Regions from separate parts of the Homo sapiens genome. Here regions 1 and 2 are each linked to region 3. A link is an interaction called in ENCODE POLR2A ChIA-PET data of the cell type or tissue named here. Cell type or tissue: GM12878. All regions are shown on one strand.

Region 1 (5,000 bases), 170 kb after region 3:
ATATAAGCAACTAAGAGTCCCACAACTGGACTTACTTTTCTGACTTTGCATCACACCACCCAAAATTCAAAACACTTATGAGAGCCAGATTGGCACATTTGGTCATATGCTCACAATTTGGCTGGGGCAGGCAAGCTCCTCTATTATGTCCTTCCAAAACTACACACAGAGAGGTAATTCCAGTAAAAGAATTACCCCCACCTCACCAAAGAAACAAAACAAAACCCAAACAAAAACAACAAGAAAAATGTGTATGCTATTACCACAACAAGAGAGAATGGAAACCCCACTTCTAGGATACAGTAATGGTCTTCTATAGATATCAATGGGCAATTCAGAAATAAAAATATATAAATGATTAAGAAACTTTAAAAACTATAACCTCACTAGAAGTCAATGATCTGCAAATTAAACTTTTGTTGTTTTTTTTTTTTGCTAATCAGATTGACAAAGATTAAGAAAGATTTTACTCTGACTTTATAAGGGTGGTGGAAGGCAGAAATTCAAACACAATGTTGACAGAAGGATAAATTGATAATAACCTTTCTGAAAATCAATTTTGATATGTATGCCAAAAGTTTTAAAAATATACATACCCTGCTATTTCACTTCTAAGAATTTATCCTAAGGAAATACTCAATTAAGAAAGATATATGCACAAAGACATCCAATGTAGCACTGCTTGCTCTTATTTAAAAATGAAATAAACAGGGTTCAAAAATAGGTGATAGAGTCAGTAAATTATGATAAATCTACATGATGCAATATTATGAAGCCATTAGAAATCATGCAATTGCAAGATATCCATTTTCATATATAGAGAAATGTTCACATTACTGGTTTTAAAAACTATAAAACATACCATAAATCATTTTGTAATACCATAAACAGGAAAATGTTATTTCAGGGTGATGGCATTATAAGTGTTACTTCCTTTTGCTTTTTTCCTATGACTTCTATATTAATTATTACTTTATAAATAGAAAGATGTTATAAATAATAAATATCTACTTGACTTATAGATATTAAATTCTTGATATATATCCTATTATATATCAAGAATTATATATTATATCAAGAATTATATAATATGGAATATATATCAATAATATCTATCTATATTATATAATATATATTAAGAATTTTATGTCTCTAGAAATTGGTTACAATTCAACCAGGCATGGTGGGTGTCTCAGCCTGTAATCCCAGCACTTTGGGAGGTCAAGGCCGGCAGATCACTTGAAGTCAGGAGTTCGAGACCAGCCTGGCCAACATGGTAAAACTCCATCTCTACTAAAAATACAAAAATTAACCAGGCCTGTTCGTGAGCACCTGTAATCCCAGCTACTTGGGAGATTGAGGCAGGAGAATCACTTGAACCCGGGAGGCAGAGGTTGCAGTGAGCCGAGATCATGCCACTGCACTCCAGCCTGGACAACAGAGAGAAACTCAGTCTCAAAAAAAAAAAAAAAAAAAAAAAAAATTGGTTACAATTGAGGTGGAATTTTAGTTCAAATCTCTTAAAAAACAAGAAACATTTCTTGACTAATCAGAAGAGCTGATACTCAGGGCCATATTCAAAGTCAGCTGGTACTTCAGTTTTAAATGAAAACAATTACATGAACCGTAATAACCTGCCTTTACCTTCATACTCATGTTTTTAAAAACTGCCATATTGAACCTAATAGTTTTGGCCCACATTTAAAGGAAGATTAAATTACTTGGAAAGGGCCCAGAGGACAGTAATAAAAATAATTACATACTTAGAAATTTGGTCCTATAATGACATGCAAGAGGAAATCATTTAGAAAATAAAACTGAAAATAACCTTACACTTTTACGGGTTACCATAACCTCTGAAGAATGGGACAAGAAGCCAAAGAATTGAATTATAATGAGAATAATTTAATTTAGTCATTAGGAAGAACATCTTATTCCTCAATAAGTATTTGAGTGATTATTAATGTCCAATGCTATGGCATAAGGACTTGTAACCACTAGGATGTGTTACTAGAAATTATTTTCTTAAAAGTGTCAGAGGTAGAATATTGTGCAAAGTAGGGGCTTATTACATAACCCTTTAAGATCTTTTCCATATTTATGATTTTTACAAAATTTCAGGCATCTAGAATAATTATAAAAACATATCTTATTTTTATGGCTTTTTAAAAGTGAAAATAGATTAATAATTAAGAAATATAAGAGGATAAAAATATTAGAGATTTTTCATTAACATTGAGGAAAATATAAGTATACAGTTAGTTAGGAAACGCATTATATTATTTGACTCCATAAAGGGGAAGCAATTAAACTAATTATTAAGATATGAGTACATGTGTGTTAAGTGTCAGTATTTGTATTTTAAATCTCTTTTTTTTTAAAGTATAGTGCAATGTAGTGAATGCAGACAAAATGTTCCTATAACATATCTGTACAGATTTTTTTCTAAGACGGGAGTCTTGCTATGTTGTCCAGGCTGGTCTTGAACTCTGGGGCTGAAGCGATACTCCTGGCTTAGCCTCCCTAGTAGCTGGGACTACAGGCACACACCAACTTACCAGTAACACATTAGTTTTAAGGGGCTCAGATGAAGGAAAATAAAATGGATTTAAGATGAGTAAAAAAGAATCCTCCTTTGTCTGGGCTTGTTCCATCTTCCAAATATGTAGCAGCAACATAATGACACTAAAAACTGCCCTAAAAATCTGTAACAGAAAAAAAAAATAGCTTACATGCTACTCAAAAAATTACCTAAATACCTCTCAAAATCAAAACAAAAAGCAAAGTAAAAAATAAAACAGGACATACTTGCAAGAAAAGATATGACCTAAAGGTTGTATCTTAGCCCTGTTTGTTTTTTGAATAAAATATTAAGTTTTAAGCATTTATTTACTGTTTACATACATTAGGCCTTACCATATTATCAGGCACTATTCTAAGTATTTTACGAATAGTACTTTATGTAATCCTCATAGCTCCACAAGTATGAGGGTGTGGTGGCTCATGCCTGTAATCCTAGCACTTTGGAAAGCAGACTGCTTAAGTCCAGGAGTTCAAGACCAGCTTAGGCAACATGGCCATACCCTGTTTCTACAAAAAACAAAAAAATTAGCCGGGGATGGTGGCCTGCACCTGTGGTCCCAGCTACTCAGGAGGCTGAGGTGGGAGGATCACTTGAGCCTGGGAGATCAAGGCTGCAGTGAGCTGTGATCTTACCACTGCACTCCAGACTGGGTGACAGAGCGAGACTCTGTCTAAAAAAAAAAAAAGCTACCATTGTTATACCCCATTTTATAGATTAGGAAACTGAGGCACAGAGGTCACACTAAGCCAAGATCACACAACAAATAGCGGAGCTGATGGAGCTGAGATTCAAATCCAGGCAGTCTGGTGCTGGAGTCCATGTGTGTAATCACTAAGCTATTATATACAAGTAATTCCTTCAAATATTAATATTTGATAACAATTTTGAACTTTGAAGTTTGCAAATATCCACAGCCTGTATAGTTAGAAGTACAAAAGTAATCACAAATAACTTTTCTAATACAGATTTTAAATTGGAAAAGATTTCTTTGAATAGCTTTACAACAAACATGTGTAGACAAAAGTAGGGATAAGAAAGAAAGACTGTTTTTTAAATGCATTTGTCATGAATTTACTACCTGGGTAAGCAAAAAACTTGAGCTGTCTCTTTTGAAAGACATAATTTACAAATATGAATTTATATATTGTCTAGAGGAAAAGCACAGTACAATTTCAATTAATGTTTAATTCTATGACTGACTAAAATCTTTATAATATTTTTAATTAAAGAAGAAGGTGACCGGGACTTAGGTAAGAAAGCAAAATTATAACATTTACTACATAACAAGTTTTTTGTTTTTTTTTTTACATAAACAAGCTTTGTTTCTTACAAAAAAAAACAAGCTTCTTCTTTTTTTTTTTTTTTTGGATACAGAGTCTCACTCTGTCGCACAGGCTACAGCATAGTGCCGCAGTCTCGGCTCAATGAGGCCTCTGCCTCCCGGGTTCAAGCAATTCTCATGCCTCAGCCTCCCTAGTAGCTGGGATTACAGACATGCACCACTACACCCAACTAATTTTTGTATTTTTAGTAGAGACAGGGTTTCCCCATGTTGGCCAGGCTGGTCTCGAACTCCTGGCCTCATCTGATCCGCCTGCCTCGGCCTCCCAAAGTGCTGGGATTATAGGCATGAGCTACTGTGCTAGGCCTATAAAAAAGCTTCTTTAGGGTAACTTTTTTCTTTTTTCTGTAACAGAATAATCACATTATTTCTCAAGGGAAATACCATTTACTCAATTTGTACTCTGAATGCCATCTAATAAAACAGCAAAGCCACAACCATGCAGAATGTCAGCACAGCATGTCTAACTAAAACTCACTGTAAGAAAAAAAAGGAAAAGAGAGCTGATTTCAAAGGTTCTACATGGCTTTGCACTTCACATGCTCTGATGCTGCAGATATGAGAAGTTGTAGGTCTAACATAATTTATATCTTCTTTTAGGATACTTTGGCATTTGTGAATTGAGAAGTTTGGAAAACAACTACGCAAGTCACTTCTAATCCTAAAATTCCAACTACATGAAATAAATATTAGTAAGTACTCAGACACACACAATGTCAAAGGCTGGCCTTGTGGCAAAAAGGAAATACAGCAAAATCAGTCAGGTTCCCACCACGGCACTGATAGCAAGTCTGTTCTCAAGGTTAGTCTCTAAACTGACACCTGGTAAGTCTGACAATGAAATATTTGCCAACAATTAAGTAAAGGAGATCTCTCCTGATAAATTTTTCATAAGTTTCACATAATACACTTTGATATTTCCTGGAATGTTTGTGGCCCTCCCCTCACTGCATTGCTCTCTCATTTTGTTGGCTAATACATGTTACTAAAGTCAATATATATTCAACTCATTTTTCTCTGCCTCTTGGCCCAATTTAACACAGCTGATCCTGTTTTCAAATGCCTTCATCTGAT
Region 2 (5,000 bases), 58 kb before region 3:
TAGAGACAGGATTTCACCATGTTGGCCAGCCTGGTCTTCAAACTCCTGACCTCAAGTGATTCGCCTGCCTCAGCCTCCCAAAGTGCTGGGATTACAGTGATTTTTTTTTTAATCTCTATGTTTGGTGACCAAACTCCTGAGTGGCTACAGTTTTCTTATCATTACTGCTCCTAAGCATGGTCCTGGTTCTCTCTTATGGTTGCAGTCTGTGAAGCATTTCTGTGTCCTCCTGGAGTCAGTGCCATAGTAAACCCTTCACGTGGTCACACAGGCTCAGTCTTTTTATTCAGAGGGTCATAAAACAACTTCACAACAAATGGAACACAGAGGGATTTAGCCATTGCCCAACTTGAGAGTGAACTTGGAACTTCCTCCTTCCCTGGGCCTGTTTGCATTTCTGTACTTTTATTTTCTTGGTCTGAGTTTACCTGATATCCATTGGCTATCCAATTCCTGACCTTACTTCTAGCCTTCATATTTTCTTCCTGGAGAGCCTGGGTAACTTTCCTTATTGAAGCCAGTCCAACAATAGCAATTAAAAGCTCAGGCCGGATAACTCTTCAGGGATTCAAAACCCATCTCTGCCACTTACTAGATGTGACTTCTCACCTAAACTCTGCCACTCACCTTGGCCTATCTTCTGTGCCTTAGTTTCCTCTACTGCAAAATAAAAAGGCTAATAAGAGTCTCTACCACATAAAATTCTTATCGTGTTCTTATGAGTTAATATATGTAAAGTGCTTAGAATAGTATCTGGCATGCAGAAAGTACTGAATAAGAATTAGCTATCATTATTACTTCAGAGACACTTAGGTCGTTCTGGGGAGAAAAGGCAGTATCCATTATTTAAATTTGAAAAGACACTAGTTATGTAAATTTTACATTGAAGATAAACTATATAAAAGGAGCAGTTTGCCACCTACTCAGAAAGAAAGGCTTCTGTGTAAACTTTAGAAATCCTGTCTATATAGCCAGGTGTGGTGGCTCGTACCTGTAATCCCAGCATTTTGGGAGGCTGAGGCGGGCAGATCACTTGAAGTCAAGAGTTTGAGGCCAGCCTGGCCAATGTAGTGAAACCCCATCTCTACTAAAAATACAAAAATTAGCAGGGCGTGGTGACAGGTGCCTATAATCTCAGCTACTCGGGAGGCTGAGGTGGGAGAATCAATTGAACCCAAGAGGCAGAGGTTGCAGTGAGCTGAGGTCGCATGCCACTGCACTCCAGCCTAGGCGAAAGAGTGAGACTCTGTCTCAAAAATAAATAAATAAATAAAAGGACATTGAATTTACTTGAAATTAGTAAGCCTAGACTGCCTTATTCTCCCCAGTTCTACAGCCAGGATTCCCACCTCCTCAGCACTCTCAGCTTAGCAGCCCACAAGCCACAGGGGATAGAGGCTGACTTCAACTGGCCACTCTGATCTAGGATGATCTCCAGAGGTCTGTCCAGCTTGGCTCACCTCTGTTCAAGAGAATGTCTGCAAGATAGCCTCAGGAATTCCAGAATATAGAAAGAGTTGGCTCTCCTGGGACAAAAGAGTGATTTCGTCGGCCCTGAGAGAACCTTCCTCCACTGCCTACAAGTACCTAAATACCATCATTAGAGATTCATATTTTTGGCCTTAGGCTCCTAAAGCCTGTAAAAGGAAATGAAATGTTGCCAAATGAGTAATTTATACTTGACTTAGGTTAGAGATTTGTAAGGCTCATAAAGAGGTGGAGAGAGATACAAGACCAAGGAAGCAGAAACAAATCTTCAACTTCTCAGTAATACCTTTTCCTAAAGCCAGTCCTGTTTCCTAAACTAAATCAAGACTTACAGCTCAGGATCCAGCCTGAGAAAATTTTTTTGTGAAGAAGAATCTCTCAGGATAGGACTCAGAAAATCCAAATAAGACCTTTCAAGTCTTTAGTGAAAACAAGATCAATTGCATTTATTATACCTACCAGACTTCTGTACTTACTCAGATCCACACTTGGAGAATTACAACAACAAAAGAAATAAAAGAGGGTTTATCTGCTTTTTCTGATAACATCTGCTAACTGACTGTAAAGCAATAGTAGTTTATGCCTTTAAGGCTGGTTGTAAAATAAAGGCCGTAGGGATTATAGAGCTTGGGATCAGTGCTGCCGCCTGAATCTGTCGCTTCTTTGCATGTGGTTTCATGATCACACTTAATCCCCTTATCTCTGGCAGGTGTAGAGCCACCAGGAACATCGCATATATTTGGACAAGGGCACCCAGCTCAGGGGCAAGTGGGGACTAAAATTCAGCTACATTCTGCTGGTCTAACTGAGCTCCTTGACTCAGGAAAGGATCCCCCCAGAGAAAGAGTAATTTTTAAAAATTCTCTTAAAGGTACTCCCAGGGCTAATGCACTAGAATGCATCTATCTCAATGGGCATCTTTTGCTGATTCTCACAAAGGTACTCCATGGTGTGCAGTAGGCATCTTGGTGGATATTTTAGCTTCCCAGAATTTGGAACCCCTTACCTATAACAAGGAAATTCTCCATTCTATAGGTCTTCAAGGAAAGCAGAGCCCACCGTATAAGCAGGCCAACGTCCCTTGCAGCCTGGATGAAAGAATATGATCAGTCAGATGTACATTCCCTGCACTGAGAGTTGAGAGTTTGAGATGCACAGGAAAGGGCAGGGAGAATTCCTTGGGGCACTAGCAAATTTCGGTTTCCAAAGCAGCAGAGGGCCAGGTGCGGTGGCTCAAGCCTGTAATCCCAGCAATTTGGGAGGCCGAGGCAGGCAAATCACCTGAGTTTAGGAGTTCAAGACCAGCTTGGCCAACATGGTGAAACCCTATATCTACTAAAAATACAAAAATTAGCCAGGCATGGTGGCAGGCGCCGGTAATCCCAGCCACTCCGGAGGCTGAGGCAGAAGAATCGCTTGAACCCGTGAGGTGGAGGTTGCGGTGAGCTGAGGCCACACCACTGCACTCCAGCCTGGGCGACAGAGAGAGACTCCATCTTGAAAAACAACAACAACAACAAACAAACAAAGCATCAGAAGCAGAGGTTGCAGAAGCAACAAGAAGCACCTGTCCCTGGTGCCACCATGGAGGCTTTGCAATCTGGGCCACCTGAGACTAGTTCTGCTGCAGGATTGGGTGCTTGTCCTGGCTTCTGCAAATCTCCCTTGTCTTTGGCCTGTTTTCTGATCTCATTCTCCAAATTTCTCAGCAGTAAATTATTTTTATTAAATTGGTGTCTATGATTTACAACTAAGAACCCTGAGCAGGGATTAGGAAATTATTCTAAAATGTTATCAGACAGGCCAATTCAGCTTCCTACCACCATGCAAACCTGTGTACCTACTTCTTCGAGACCAACATTCACCTAGCTTTTGGTCAAGTCCTCTCCCACTATCTCAGGAATCTTGGAATATCAACTATTTATGATATTTAATATCAACTATTCATATATCAACTATCCATGTCTTTCTTGTTTTTTTGGTTATTGCTGTTGTTGTTTTGTTTTTTTGAGATGGAGTCTCGCTCTGTCACCCAAGCTGGAGTGCAGTGGCATGATCTCAGCTCACTGCAACCTCCACCTCCCAGGTTCAAGCGATTCTTCTGCCTCAGCTTCCTGAGTAGGTGGAATTACAGGTGCACGCCACCACACCTGGCTAATTTTTGCATTTTTAGTAGAGACAGGATTTCACCATGTTGGTCAGGCTGGTCTCGAACTCCTGACCTCGTGATCTGCCCGCCTCGGCCTCCCAAAGTGCTGGGATTACAGGCGTGAACCACTGTGCCTGGCCTCTTTCTTGTATTTTTAAATTTCCCTTTTAACTAGATTCTTCCTGTCAACACTTGAACATGGTTACATCCCTCCCAGTTAAGAAAAATGACTTACATTGAGCCCACACATCTGTCTAGCTATTGCTCTGTCTCAGAGTTTACCAACTGGTTTGCCAGAATACTGTGTGTTCCAAGAATGGGTTGTAGGTGTTCTGTGATATATTGAGGGTTGTAAATATTTATGGTAATGAAAAATTAAACCAGTTTTATAACCATTCAAAATTTAACAGTTAAAATTAAATGTGAACACTAGTTTTATGGTCCCCTCTCTGCTGAAGTCAATAATTCTTATTTTGTGCTCAAAATGTTTTCCACGATACCAACCCCAGAGAGCAAACACTACTGCCTATCACACGTGCCTCCTCTCCTTGACTTCCCCTTCAATTATTCTCGTCAGTCTGGCTTAGTCACAGTTCATCCTGTTGAAGGTATATGTAAAATAGTGCTTGATTTTGCATTTAATTGAATTTACTCACATTTTCACAATTATTTTCTTTACGCATAAAGCATATGTTTGATTATTACCTTGTTTTTACATGATAGACAGGAGAAAAGGTGGGTGTAGCCCTTAAGGGGAGTACCTGTTCAGCCTGTGGAAGAGAGGCCTCTGCAGTGTTTTCTCACATGGGGGAAGTATTGGCTGTTATGTGAAACACACAGTCACATTTACACACTCTGAGGGGTCAGGATAGCCTTCAGAGCCACAAACTTCTGTGGCATTCACCCAGATATCTCCATCTCACGTTTCGGGGTCCCAGGTTGTCCCAACCAGAGCCTCGGCTGAGCCCTCTGTTGTCTTTGAAGCTTAGCAACCCTGACTATAAAACTCTGAGTTTGCTCCTCACTGCAGCTATTCTCCCATAACAGGAGGGAGAGACACTTTGTAAGCTACTAAAGATGCCTGGTGGTCCTCACACTTAGTTCTTAACTGTTTGGCAACTATCATCAGTTACCCATTATTCTCTTTAGGCTTCATCACAGCAAGCCAGTTCATTGTTTTCAAATGCTGCTATCCCTGGCCGGGTGCGGTGGCTCACACCTGTAATCCCAGCACTCTGGGAGGCCGAGGCGGGCAGATGGTCAGGAGATAGAGACCATCCTGGCTAACACAGTGAAACCCCGTCTCTACTGAAAAATACAAAAAATTAGCCGGGTGTGGTGGCGGGTGCCTGTAGTCCCAGCT
Region 3 (5,000 bases):
TACCTTTTGGCTGTTGTGAATAATATTGTTATGAGCACAGGTGTACAAACATCTATTTGAGGCTAGGTGCAGTGGCTCACACCTGTAATCCTAGCACTCTGAGAGGCTGAGGGGGGTGGATCACTTGAGCCCATGAGTTCAAGACCAGCCTGGGCAACATAGGGAAACCTCAACTCTACAAAATATACAAAAATTAGCCAGGCATGGTGGCACATGTCTGTGGTCCCAGCTACTTGGGAGGCTGAGGCAGGAGGATCACCTGAGCTCGGGAGTTAGAGGCTGTAGTGAGCCATGACCACACCACTGCACTGCAGCCTGGGCAACAGAGTAAGATCCTGTCTCCAAAAAAAACCCCAACAAAAACAAATATCTATTTGAGTTCCTCCTTTCAGTTCTTTTGGGTACATAGCTAGAAGTGAAATTTCTAGGTCACATGGTTGTTCTGTTTAATTTTTGAGGAGCTGGCACATCATTTTTCACAGCTGCTGAACCATTTTACATTCTTATCAGCAGTGCACCAGGATTCAAATTTTCTCTACATGTTTGCTAACAATTGATATTTTGAGGGTTCTTTGGTTTTTGTTTTTTTGTTTGGTTGGGTTTTTTTTCACGATAGCCATCCTAACAGGTGTGAAGTGTTAGCTCATTTTGGTTTTGAAAAAAACCACATCTTTATACTACTGAAAAGCTCTACCACTACCTTGTTTGAATTTGGAAAAAGTTACAAGGAGTCATATCTGTGAACAAAGTCCAAGAAACCCACAAGTTAGCCATAATTTTAGTGTCTACAGAGACTAAACAAATAAATAAGAGCAGAACAAAAAATAAAATAATTCATTTATATAGGGGTATTTTTTTCAAATTTTATGTTTTAAAACAAACTGAAATGTTTTATTTTACCTAATTTAAAACTTCAGATTTGGGTTATAAAGTTATCTCAAGTAATTTACATTGAAAACAATTTTGCATATTACAATTCTTCAGTTATTGTGATCCAATATTAGTATCAATTATAGTAATTTTAGATATAAAAAACTATTCTAATTATTTATTTCCTTTCTCAACAGAGAGACTAATATAAATAGATGTTAAAGTCTGACATCTATTCAAAGTTTTGCTTTTAAAATAAATGTTAAAGTCTGACATCTATTTCAAAGGTTTTGCTTTATCTTAATCAGCTATTTCAAGTAATTAATGATTTTTGCCTCGATTTTACTTCAAAAGGGTTTAAATTTTCATTATATCTGTCTGTTACCAGTGGCTGAAACTGGTAGAAGTAATGTAGCTCACATAACAAGATTTATTATTTATCAAAAATTAAGTCATCAAAAATCTTTGGTATGCTGGTGACTCTTCTCTCAAAACAAAACCTACAAAAATCTTTAGCCGGTTTGTAAAATTAGTTGAATCCATATGAACTGAAAATCCAGATATTTAATCTGATAACCCAGAGCATTCTGCCTATCTAGACCAAATAGAAATGGTGCATAAACTCTTTAAGTCATAATCAGGTTGTAATAAACAGGCAGTGTATTTGTGAAGGAAGGAAGATTATTGCCTACTCAGGGTTGGTACTTTCTAAGACTACAACCACAATTTAATGGTTTTGGATAAACCATTAAAGATTGGCTTAATGCCATTATCGTGCTCACCTGTAGAGGACCCATCTCATCTAATGTCTCGTCTTATACACACACAGACCACACACATCTCACAGCTTGTTCAGCACTGGGACAGCTAACTTCATGCTTTTTTTTGTTTCCAGATAGATGATTATTTTGGAGGGGGAAATGCTCAAAACATACTAATAATCCAAACACATTTATTTCCCCTGGTCATATAATTTAACAGCTCTTTGATATGGGACAAATCAGTTTCTCCCCTTAGGAATTTAGAGGTCTACAGGTTCTTACTCAGAACTAAATGAAATACAATTATATGAACAGGGTTTTTCTAAATCTTAATTTTCAAAGAAGTGTAAAGGGGTATTATTCTTAAAGTAATACTATAAGTCATTCTTTTACTTTCCCAAAACAGAATAAAAACCTCAAACAAATTAGATTAGAAATAAAGTTTAACATCACTTCTTCCTGCTAAAATATAATCATGTTGGCGTTGTCACATGCTCAAGAAAAACTTAAAACTGTTATATTTGTACCTGAGTTGAATTTTTATACTGGTAGAACACTAATATTTTGAAATATCCTCTGATATGATTTATAGACTTGGTAATTTTATTTTATTTTTATTTCTCCCTCGCATTTCCTTTTGTCATTAAGTGTAAACCTTGTGGGAGGCTGAGGGTTACTCCTCAGGGTAGGGAAGAGTAAACACTGCATAGTACAAAGAATAACTGTTCAACTTTGGCATCCAAGTTGAGATTTTTAAGCTCTATAGGGAAATAATGGTTGTGAAAATCAGGTTTTGAGAAGAAAAAATGATTTTCTCAGACTCTCAAAATCATATCTTCATAGGTTGAGTTGCACAAAATTTTTAACATTCAACCATTTTTTGACCAATGAAATGTAACTTTATTATTGTTCAATTTATAGTGTATATCAAGAACTCAAGCTTGGAGAATTGGCCCTAGATTACAGCATGAAGAAGAAAGGGAGGTCATGTGATGTGATATAAAGAAAATGCTTACCTTTTTGTTGCTAGAAGGAGGAGCTGAAGAGAGAATAGGGAGAAAGGTCTGTGAAGGCAGACACAAGATCAACCCCTGGGCGAGAGCAGTGGACAGGGAGATACACACCCAGGTGGGTCTGGGGCCAATTTCACTGCCTCACCACACAGAGCCTGAGGACTTTTCAAGGCCCTTCACAATACCTTACGTTGACTGGCCACAAGTAGGAGCACTTCTGTTTCCAAACTGCAAGGACTGAGTTACCCTAAATGGGCAAGTTTAAGTTCACTTCTTCCCCTTGCTACTATGCAAGAATAGAAGATCAATAAAAAGAAGAAATCAATTAAATTTTGAGGTATTCCATACTAGATTTAGATAAACGTGTTCTTCAAAATGGGTTGCATTTAGGAAGAAAACAGACTTTTCCTATTTTTAACATGTTTGCTACTTTTTAACTTGCTACCTAATTTGCAGTCTTTTGTGTCCTTAGTATACAATAGTTCCAATATCAACAGCTGTAAAGTGACACAATTCATTCATTGTCACATTGCTAGTTAATGGAAAAAAAAAACTAGAAGCAACTTTCATATTTTCTGAGCTTGGTCCAGGGCACTTCCTAATAGCATTACTTTATTTTTAAGCTTTAGTTATAAAGTGCTAAGACAATGATGCACTGAAGTTTACTGGACTAATGATAAATTCTTCTTTTTAAAATTTTCTGGTCAAAATAGATGAATAGAAGTGTTCAAAGCTTGACAGAATGGTTTATATATATATTTTAATTCTTAAGGGAGACCACAATCTCAATTCATCTCTACAATGGCTTTTATTGCCTCTTCTATGAAAAGGAATCAATACAAGGATCAAATTTCCGTATTTTCAAAATGTGCTCATTTTAATTTGGCACAGTTTCCTCATTTCCTCTGTGGATGCCAAGAAAAGCACCTGTGTGAAAAAGGCTTATGTTAAACTTAGACAAAACAGGCCAAGTGCCTATAAGAAGATGAAAACAATCAGAATGTGTTGCAAAGAAAAGTTGACCTTTCTGAGCCTCCAAAGCCTCAGATTTGCATCTTCTGCATGAAGCTAGAGGCTAGACTCTTCCTGTCTTATTTATTATCTGAAAATAATATGTGCCTTTATGGCTGTCAAGATGATGAATGTAAAATCCTCTATCAACCTTTAAACAAGATCACTGCTTGGTGGGTCCTTCGAAGCTTTTGGCATCTTCACTAAATAAAAATTGCAAAAGCTCAACACACAAGAATGGGTGGCAGCTCTTTAGACTGGCTTCTTAAGTAAATTAACTAATACAAAGAATTCAGATCCAGATAAAACCAATGTGGCTGGCTTTCTCAGATCTGTGGGTTAGTGCATCCATCTTTACTAGCAAGTGATTGGTGCAATATAAAAGGAAACTTCCAGCTGTGCTTATAAATGGTTGGGTGTGTAGTTAGGGAAATCCATACAGCCATAAACTCCCAGTGTTGAATTAGTGATTGTTCAGAACTGAACAAATATGTAGAAGCGTAAATAACTGAATGTAGCACAATTCCCCAAAAAGTCCCATTGTTTCCCCGCTGCAGTAAACATGGAGATTTCTTTTCCCATGCAGGAGCCACAGGAAAGGTGGTATCCAGTAGTAAGTAGAGGACCACTGACTCTCCAGATCACAGTATTTCACATGACCCCATACACAGGCTAACAGCAGTGTCCTGCCAAAGTATAACCCATGGGGAATAGGCCTTTGAGGTTGTTTAAAAGTGGCAGACTGTGAGAGAGAAGCATATTTCCTTTCTGGGAGCCTAATTTAGCTGGAAAATGAAGATAGGCAGAATGTGAGTTTCCTGTAGCTTCATGCATTGTGTAATTTTATTAGACATAAAAAAAAAACTTCCTCTGAATGACTTATATTAACCAACTGAGATGTTTACTTTTATGTAAAATGTGACCTTCAAACTTTGTAAACAATATCATCCAATAAGAACACAAAATATTAATAGCTACCTAAAATGCCCATCACGGTCAGTCCAATTATCAAATCCTGCAATGGAAATCGCTTTCTTTAATTTCACAAGGCATGCATTGAGTCCCACAATATGTGTATGTATGTCAACAAATATTTGTGGAACATCCATTGTGGGTCATAAAATTGTTCAAGCCCAGGGGACATGAAGACAGGTAACACAGTGTCTCTAACCCCAAGGAATTTTCATGCCAGAGTGAGGAACAGACATGTAGACAGGCAAACACTAAGATTAATGCGGGGTGTTATGATGGCTGAAGAGAAGCTGGGAGCTAAACCTGCTGTTGGTATATAAGTCTCTGTAATCCTCATGGCTCTGGAGACATTACCAGTTACTTGTAATACTAA

What was found. Peaks named below come from ENCODE experiments on the same cell type or tissue, not always from the same donor. Only the 100,000 strongest peaks of a DNase experiment are listed, where the experiment ranks them.
Region 1: POLR2A ChIA-PET joins it to region 3 with 9 read pairs; 9 of 35 experiments call an interaction of 5 or more read pairs at or near these places.
Region 2: POLR2A ChIA-PET joins it to region 3 with 5 read pairs; 2 of 35 experiments call an interaction of 5 or more read pairs at or near these places.

Annotation. Positions count from the first base shown.
Region 1 is chr5:128,074,389-128,079,388 of GRCh38, forward strand. All of the region lies in intron 1 of SLC12A2-DT (SLC12A2 divergent transcript), which reads right to left. Among named protein-coding and RNA genes, the nearest start is that of SLC12A2-DT, 6.3 kb to the right of the region's middle. In GM12878, no CTCF peak of the experiment used is centred here; no DNase peak of the experiment used is centred here; H3K4me3 peaks cover 939 bases; H3K27ac peaks cover 1,615 bases.
Region 2 is chr5:127,847,979-127,852,978 of GRCh38, forward strand. The region is part of intron 5 of CCDC192 (coiled-coil domain containing 192); the gene reads left to right. Among named protein-coding and RNA genes, the nearest start is that of CCDC192, 150 kb to the left of the region's middle. In GM12878, no CTCF peak of the experiment used is centred here; no DNase peak of the experiment used is centred here.
Region 3 is chr5:127,906,444-127,911,443 of GRCh38, forward strand. The region is part of intron 6 of CCDC192 (coiled-coil domain containing 192); the gene reads left to right. It overlaps LOC124901059 (a long non-coding RNA gene), which reads left to right and starts at 2,717. Exons shown (of 3, transcript XR_007058925.1): 1 at 2,717-2,759. In GM12878, a CTCF peak has its summit at 2,840; a DNase peak (open chromatin) is centred at 2,874.